Linked DNA regions of Mus musculus: all the other regions are linked to region 3. A link is a loop called in an ENCODE intact Hi-C map of the cell type or tissue named here. Cell type or tissue: left cerebral cortex. All regions are shown on one strand.

Region 1 (2,500 bases), 59 kb after region 3:
CTAGACTATATAGATGTGATTTGAGAACTTTGTTGCCTGAATGTCCAAGTCTCAAACAACTCCTGAATCCCCTTAAAAGTCTTTCCTCAATCCATAATTATGTAGTCAGGTCTAGAATTGAGTCTTCAGGAAGGGAGAACTCCCCAGGAACTCTCACAGAGAACAGAGCTGAAGAGTTGCTACTCAGGTTTCTGTCAGTATGAAGCAAGCCTTAGGCAAAGAGAAGAGACCTCCTTGGTTTCAGGAAGAAAGGAAGAAAGCCATAGGACATGTAAATAGACAACAATGAGAAGCAGTTATTTCCCAGTTGCACTAGGCTCTTCCATCAAGCAGATTCCCACCAGTGATGTCCAATAACCCCTGTCATGTAAATGATTCACAGTACTCAGAACTCATTCAGCACTCTATGCATCAGCAGGCCATGTACAGGTAGGAAACATTATTTGCCTATCTCCCTCCCTAGCTGCAACTTCACGCAGGACAGAAGGATCTGCTTTCCAATAATTCATTTTCCCAGAAGAAGCTAACTTCCCAGAATATTTGTGCATAGACACAGACATAAACCATCACATTAATGTGCTGGGTGGCTGGATGGGAGTGTGGATTAGAAAGGTAATGGGTGAAAGCAGAGGTGGGTCATAGAGTAGACAGAAAGCCCAATGGGAAATGGTGTAAGGCATTAACCATACCCAGATGCCTCTCCATGCCTTTTGGTGCTGGGTCTATGGGTTACTGGTATCTTTCTGTTGCTTCTTATCATTTGACTACAATTTTGCCAAGTGATGCTGCAGTAATGCAAAATCCTCCTTCATTTTTTGGTTTTCCTCCCTCAGTATTTCCAAGTTGTTCTTCACCTGAAGAACAGGTTTCTGGAAACGACCTCCACACAGTAAGCCCCTGGCAGTCTCCTCCTGCCAGCCCTTCTTCAGGGCCCCAGTAACCCCAACAGGACCCAGGTTCCCATGAAGACCTAAGAAAGAGACGAATACAGCCATGACAGATACACTCAGAAGACCCAAAGCAAAGAGAACAGCAAAATCAGAAGAGAGTAATCCTGAATTCCCCAATGCCAATAAAAATCCAAGTCCCTTGATTTAAAGTGGAATCTCTTCCTTTCTTGACTCTTCAAGGTTATGGGGAAACATCAAGAAAAGTGGAGGAGAGGGTAAATAACCCCAAGGTAGGAGAGAGAACTAAGGGCGGACATTCTTTTCAACTGTTACACGGCAATGAGTGCAGTACAAACACGCCTAAGCACCACAGACCCAGAGATGTCTGAAATTATTATAATCCTAACAAATAATCTTTATCCAGTAGCAGAGACTAGACATTTTCTACCCTTAAACAGTATGTCAGCATTTTTATCTAGACACTGTGTGTTTAATGACCTAGCAATAAGAATAGGAAATTCTTCTGCAGCCCACAAGCATCGTTTTGTAAAAGTAACCTTCTGCGGGTCAACAGCATGCGAGCAATAAACAACAAATTCACAGTTGGGTACTTATGCAGCACACCATTTTATAGATAGAATAAAGCCCTACAATCTGGGCTCCTGCACATGGTCCTGAGGCTAGCTCAAACCTGCTAGGACAGGATGCATTCTGCACTGAAGAATGTACGAGATTAGGACAGAGACCATCATGCTGGAACAGCATTGCTCCAGTTGTGTGACAGAGAAATGTCCCCTGCACAGACTTCAGCACCAAACAGGAAGCTGTGTTTCCTTCAGACTAGAGCTGAGAAACCACAGCCTGGCTCTCTCTCTCTCTGGGAGTCTGATAGAGACCATTCCCTTGAGGGTTCTGATCATCCCTGCAGCAGAGGTATCTGCGAGGGTTCATTCTGGAAATTCCTTACACCATATAATCCATTGAACTCTTCACAGAACTGGGTAAACATGGCTGAGGGCACTGTTAGTGGAGTGGTTTCTGTGCTATAAAGGGAATGTTAGGAATAAACTATGACTACAGCCAAGCATGGAGTTGGCCACATTGAGATCCCTTCAAACTGGAAGCAGAAGCAGGAAGATTTCTGTGGCAACAAAACCAGCCTGCTCAGAACATAACTAGAGAGCACAGAAGGCAGTCACAGCAGCTCAGTCATACAGAGGAGCAAAACTATGGTTTCTTCCACCGCAGGACATATCGGCTCGACCAGCAAAACTGACACAGTTGCTCTTTTCCTGGCAGTGGCTCTAAGAGTTGCTGATGAGCAGAAGCCCATAAAACACAGAGATCTAGGTACAGTGGGCACAGTGGGGTCCATATTCTCCTTCTACTCTGGGCCCCTACCTATTCCAGAGGACCTCAAAGTGATACTTTAGACTTTCTGTTAAATCCTTGTCCTGGATCCCCAGCTCCTCTTCTTGGATCTGCCCTCCAGCAATTCCTCCATTTTTTCACGATCCCCTTCCTTAGAAGACAGTGTTCTTAGAGGATGGGTGGTACACAGGCATGCACAAATATTCATACAATACAAGCTACCTACTCAGGATCCCAAG
Region 2 (2,500 bases), 69 kb after region 3:
TTTTTTCTCCCAAGTAGACTCCTCAGTCTAGAAAACATGTCTATAGATTGACTCTGTAGTCACTGACTGAAGTCTCTAAGAGCAGTTGGTGTTGCCACAACACTGGTGACATCACAGGGGATGCCGTGAGCTCTCCAGGATACAATGGAATGTCCAGAGAAGACAGTGCTGATGGCATGGCCTTTACTCCCTACTAATTATGCCTCCCTGAACTGACAGGAAGCTGAGGTGCCCTTCAGTTCAGTTTCAAGTGAGCATCTCCTGGACCAGGGGAAGCCATTGAGCACTTCCTCCTTCCAAAGCCAGAGATTTCCTCTTGGCTTAATTGGGAACATCTTAGCTCTTCCAGAGTGGGGAACTGAGTGTTTATTTTCAAACCCTGACCAGAAATATCTCGTTCCTCTCTCAAATTACCCCTATTTGTCGATATCAGCAATAGTACTGAGAAGTCACACCAGGATGGATGTGGAGGAGGGAAGATCACCCACCTCAATGTACAGGTGCTTTAAAACACATCCAGGAACAGCCTGCAGGGCTGGCTGCAAAGTGGGATGTGGATTAGCGGGAACAAGTATAAGAGCCATGTGCTCAGCCTTTGAAATTGCTCCAAGACATCTTCCCAGATAGAGAAGGCAGCCATCAGGGTGCTGGCTACACTTTGATGAACTGTTGGCAGAAGAAACTGAAAGAGTGGCGCCACCGGGAGAAAAGGCCCTAGACTGAATGTGGTGGTCTCCTCTCTGCCCCAAAGATACCAAAGCAGGATTGGTCCCAGGCCTCTGTGACTTACACAGTGAGAAATGCAATGGGCTTGGGAGCTGTCAAAAGACAATAGATGTAGATATACTTGAGTTGACAGTGACTATCTGGCATATAGGAAGCCCAGGGCTGACTACTGCTGTCCTCACTTGCCTTTGTAGCCCCACTTGTAATACTAGCTCTTGTGACTTAGAAACAGCATGATCTAAGACCAAGGTTAACCTGCAAAGCCAAGTTGAGGACATCTTGGGATACATGAGAACCTGCCTCAATAGTACAAAACAGAAGTACACTCTACCTCCAGGGCCTAATCTACTAATCCTTTTCTATTGAAAAAAAAAAAAAACTTGGTGGAAGGAATTTGGAACTTGGAAGGGATAGGGACTCTAAAAAAGGAACAACAGAGTCAAATAACCTAGAAACTTGGGGGCTCCCAGAGGCTGAATCACCAACCAAAGAGCATGGGCTGAGTCTAGGCCTGTCCCTGCCACTCACATAAAAGTAGCAGATGTGCAGCTTGGTCTTCATGTGGGACCCACAAACAGCTGGAGTGGGAGATCACTCTGACTCTGCTGCCTGCCTGTGGATCCTGTTCCCCTATTTGGGCTGCCTTGCCTGGCCTCAATGGGAGAGGACATGCCTAGACCTGCAATGACTTCAGGTGCCAGGGTAAGTTGGTATACAGGAAGGCCTTCCTCTCTACTCAAAGACAAAGCAGGCAGAACCTAGGGACTCAGGGATATTTATCATGACTGTGTTCCACATCTCTGACTTACACCTCTAGGTCTTCTGTTGCAGTAGAAGCTTATCAGGAAAAAGTCATGGAAAACCTGATGTACTACAGTGTGAGGAGGAATCGAACGGACATTCTCCTCAGCTTCCCTACACTCCTGAGAGCAAGGCAAGGCATCTCTATCCCCCACCCCGTCTATCTCTCTGTATCTCTCTGCCTCTCCACCAGTCTCTGTCTATGTCTTTCTGTCTCTGTCTCTCTCTCTCTCTCTCTTTTGCTGTCTCCCTTTCCCTGAGTGTGTGTCTGTGTCTCTCTGTATCTCTCTGTCTCCATCTCTGTCTCTCTCTCTCTGTCTCTCTCTCTCTCTGTATGTGTGTGTGTGTATGTGTGTGTGTGTGTTGATGGAGTTCAAGCACAAGGCCAGTGCATGCAGGGCAGGCAATCTATGACTGGGCAACATCCCCAGCCCTACTCTCTGGAAACAGCTAAATAATCCACACAAGGCATGCTTTAGGAAAAAAAAAAAAAGCAAAAACAAAAAACCAAGTCACCATGGACAGCCTAGCTTTGGTAATGGCCAGTCTTGCTGAAGAGTAAGACTCAGGACATGGAAAAAGCCATGCTCAAACACTTCTCTTCCAAAAACTACCTGTGTTGAAATTCTGCCCCTGGGAATTTACCAGAAAACCTGGCCCCTTCCTCACACTGAAGGCCATTTGTTGGTGATACCTTACTTCCTGTCCAGGTCTGTCCTCACACCACTGTATTTTACATGATACAGATGCTCGCTGGCTCTTTTAGCCATACAGTGGATGTCACGATCCCTGACAACCTAGAACTAACCTCTCATACTTTATAGGTCATCTGGTCAGAGAACAGCATTATCTGTTCCTGAGGATGCTCATTTCATTGCTACCCTCTGTGTACTGGGTCTCACTGATGAAGTGTATCTGGACAATCTCAAGGCCAAATGCCCAGCATGCCTAGTTCTCCAGAACGAGGAGTGAG
Region 3 (2,500 bases):
GTATTACAAGAGGGACTGCCAAGGGCAGCAAGGACAGCTCTAGTCAGCTCTGGGCTTCATATATGCCAGGCAGTCACTCTGTCAACTCAAGTATATCTACATCTATTGTCTTCTTACCACCCGCAATCGTGTTGCATTGCTCTCTGTGTAAGTCACAAAGGCCTGTCACCAGTCCTGCTTTGGTATCTTTGGTGCAGAGAGGAGACCACCACATTCAGTCTAGGGCCTTTTCTCCCGATGGGACCACTCTTTCAGTTTCCTCTGCCAACAGTTCATCAAAGTGTAGCCAGCACTCTGATGGCTTCCTTCTCTATCTTGGAAGATGTCTTGGAGCAATTTCAAAGGCTGAGCACATGGCTCCTATACTTGTTCCCGCTAATCCACATCCCAGTTTGCAGCCAGCCCTGCAGGCTGTTCCTGGATGTGTTTTAAAGCACCTGTACATGATGAGGTGGGTGATCTTCCCTCCTCCACATCCATCCTAGTGTCACTTCTCAGGACTATTGCTGATATTGACAAATGGGGGTAGTTTGAGAGAGGAACGAGATATTTCTGGTCAGGGTTTGAAAATAAACACTCAGTTCCCCACTCTGGAAGAGCTAAGATGTTCCCAATTAAGCCAAGAGGAAATCTCTGGCTTTGGAAGGAGGAAGTGCTCAATGGCTTCCCCTGGTCCAGGAGATGCTCACTTGAAACTGAGCTGAAGGGCACCTCAGCTTCTTGTCAGTTCAGGGAGACATACTCCTTAGTAGGGAGTAAAGGCCATGCCATCAGCACTGTCTTCTCTGGACATTCCATTGTATCCTGGAGAGCTCACGGCATCCCCTGTGATGTCACCAGCGTTGTGGCAACACCCACTGCTCTTAGAGACTTCAGTCAGTGACTACAGAGTCAATCTGTAGACATGTTTTCTAGACTGAGGAGTCTACTTGGGAGAAAAAAAAATGGGGAGCATGGTGAGACCAGAGAAAGGCAGAAGGAAGCTGTCCTTCCATCTGAGAGTCATTCAGGAAGAAAGAAACGGTCCTGAAGAAGACATAGTGAGTCCTGGGAAGGGGGTGCTGACCTTCCTGGAGGAGGTGGCTTGAAGTGGGTTCAAACAATGTCACACTGGAACTGGAGCCTCTGGGTTGCAAATGGACTTTGGTGCGTATCCTAACTCCTGAAAGTCAAGGATTCCAAAACATTAGCTTGTCCAGTCCAAAGCCAGGATCTGTAAGACCAAAGGCCTGCTACTGTGAGCTCACAGCTTTTCCTCTTACAGGGACTTGTGTACATCATGGGAAAAAGGAGTCCATGAGGGTAAAGGACAGACTCACGCTTCCCACTTTAGGACAAGACAGCACTGAAGTTAGCCCCTAGTGGCCATTGAGGCACAGCAGATTCCTGATAGTTGTAGCTCAGAGAGAAATGTGCCTCTGTCTATGTGACCTTAAGTAATGAGAACTCCTCTGACAACCTCTCACTGACAGTGTCCTCTGAGGTTTCTGAATCAGCTGTTGTGGGTGGCAGGTTTTCTCTAGTACAGCCAAACAACTGAGAGAGGCAGTGGACCCAGACAGAGAGATGCTATTGGCAGCTCAGGGAGGGGGCAGGTTGGGCTTCAGTGGGGTGAACTGATGACTCTGTAGCTCCTGCTCGGCCCCTGCATGAACTTCTCATCCACTCATTTGCTTAGAGAACGAGGTAGAAGGCCTGGGCGTCTCCACAGCCCCTGAGTGCTTGCAGATTGTTTCAGTTTTTCTCCTGGCTTGAGGTCTCTGAAGTCCAAGTGCCCCTGTGCAGTTGTTAATAAGCACAGAGAGGCATCTGTGTGGTGATCATGAGCATGTGTAGGAGGCAGAGGAAACACCTGGATGCTTTGATAGTCCCCTCTCTACAGAGTGATGGGAGAGCGGAGAGCCACCCAGGAGGCATCTCAAGCCTGGGCCAAGATCTTTGAGGTGTCTCTGACTTGAGTGCATGCTCTCTTTCTCATTAAGCCTCAGGCTGGTCTGTCCATCCTCTGTTCCTTCTCACTATGCAAGTTCACGTGTAGTCTTCTACCCGCAGAGGCTGGCAGATAGCCATCAGCCTCCACACCTGTCTCCACCAAGGAGCAGGTGAAGAGGGAAACAGGCTGACCACATAGCTTCACAGGCTGATGACTGAGAGGAATGAATTGCAGTGTCACCTGAAAGTCACCACTGAAGGATCCTTGAAAAGTAGTTATTGTCTCAATATCTGTGGGGTCTGAGAGTTTTGAGTCTGTTATGTCATCCTCATCTTTTTTAAGATCTTGGATTTTAGGAGTCTGCCCCTCCAATGTGTCCCCGTGTTCAACCTTATGTCCCTAAATGCTTCTCAGAGGAGAGGCATATTGGAAGCTTGGGCAGGAGTGAGATGGGAAATGGTCTCCATCTTCCTCCAAATAAAAAACAGAGCCTGTGGTCTGAGTGACAGAACTCAGAGATTGAGAGATTGGAGAGTGAGTTCCCAGTGAGCAGAGATGTCGGAACAA

The links. Peaks named below come from ENCODE experiments on the same cell type or tissue, not always from the same donor. Only the 100,000 strongest peaks of a DNase experiment are listed, where the experiment ranks them.
Region 1: a loop joins it to region 3, with 4 times the contacts of the local background. A loop is called at or near these places in 18 of 42 quality-filtered maps.
Region 2: it touches region 3 in a loop (4-fold over the local background); 18 of 42 quality-filtered maps call a loop at or near these places.

Annotation. Positions count from the first base shown.
Region 1 is chr14:24,386,131-24,388,630 of GRCm38, reverse strand. No RefSeq gene overlaps it. Among named protein-coding and RNA genes, the nearest start is that of Gm41108, 2.6 kb to the left of the region's middle. In left cerebral cortex, no CTCF peak of the experiment used is centred here; no DNase peak of the experiment used is centred here.
Region 2 is chr14:24,375,940-24,378,439 of GRCm38, reverse strand. No RefSeq gene overlaps it. Among named protein-coding and RNA genes, the nearest start is that of Gm41108, 13 kb to the left of the region's middle. In left cerebral cortex, no CTCF peak of the experiment used is centred here; no DNase peak of the experiment used is centred here.
Region 3 is chr14:24,444,837-24,447,336 of GRCm38, reverse strand. Gm47814 (a long non-coding RNA gene) reads left to right here and starts at 1,047. Exons shown (of 2, transcript XR_003951210.1): 1 at 1,047-2,500. In left cerebral cortex, a CTCF peak has its summit at 1,358; no DNase peak of the experiment used is centred here.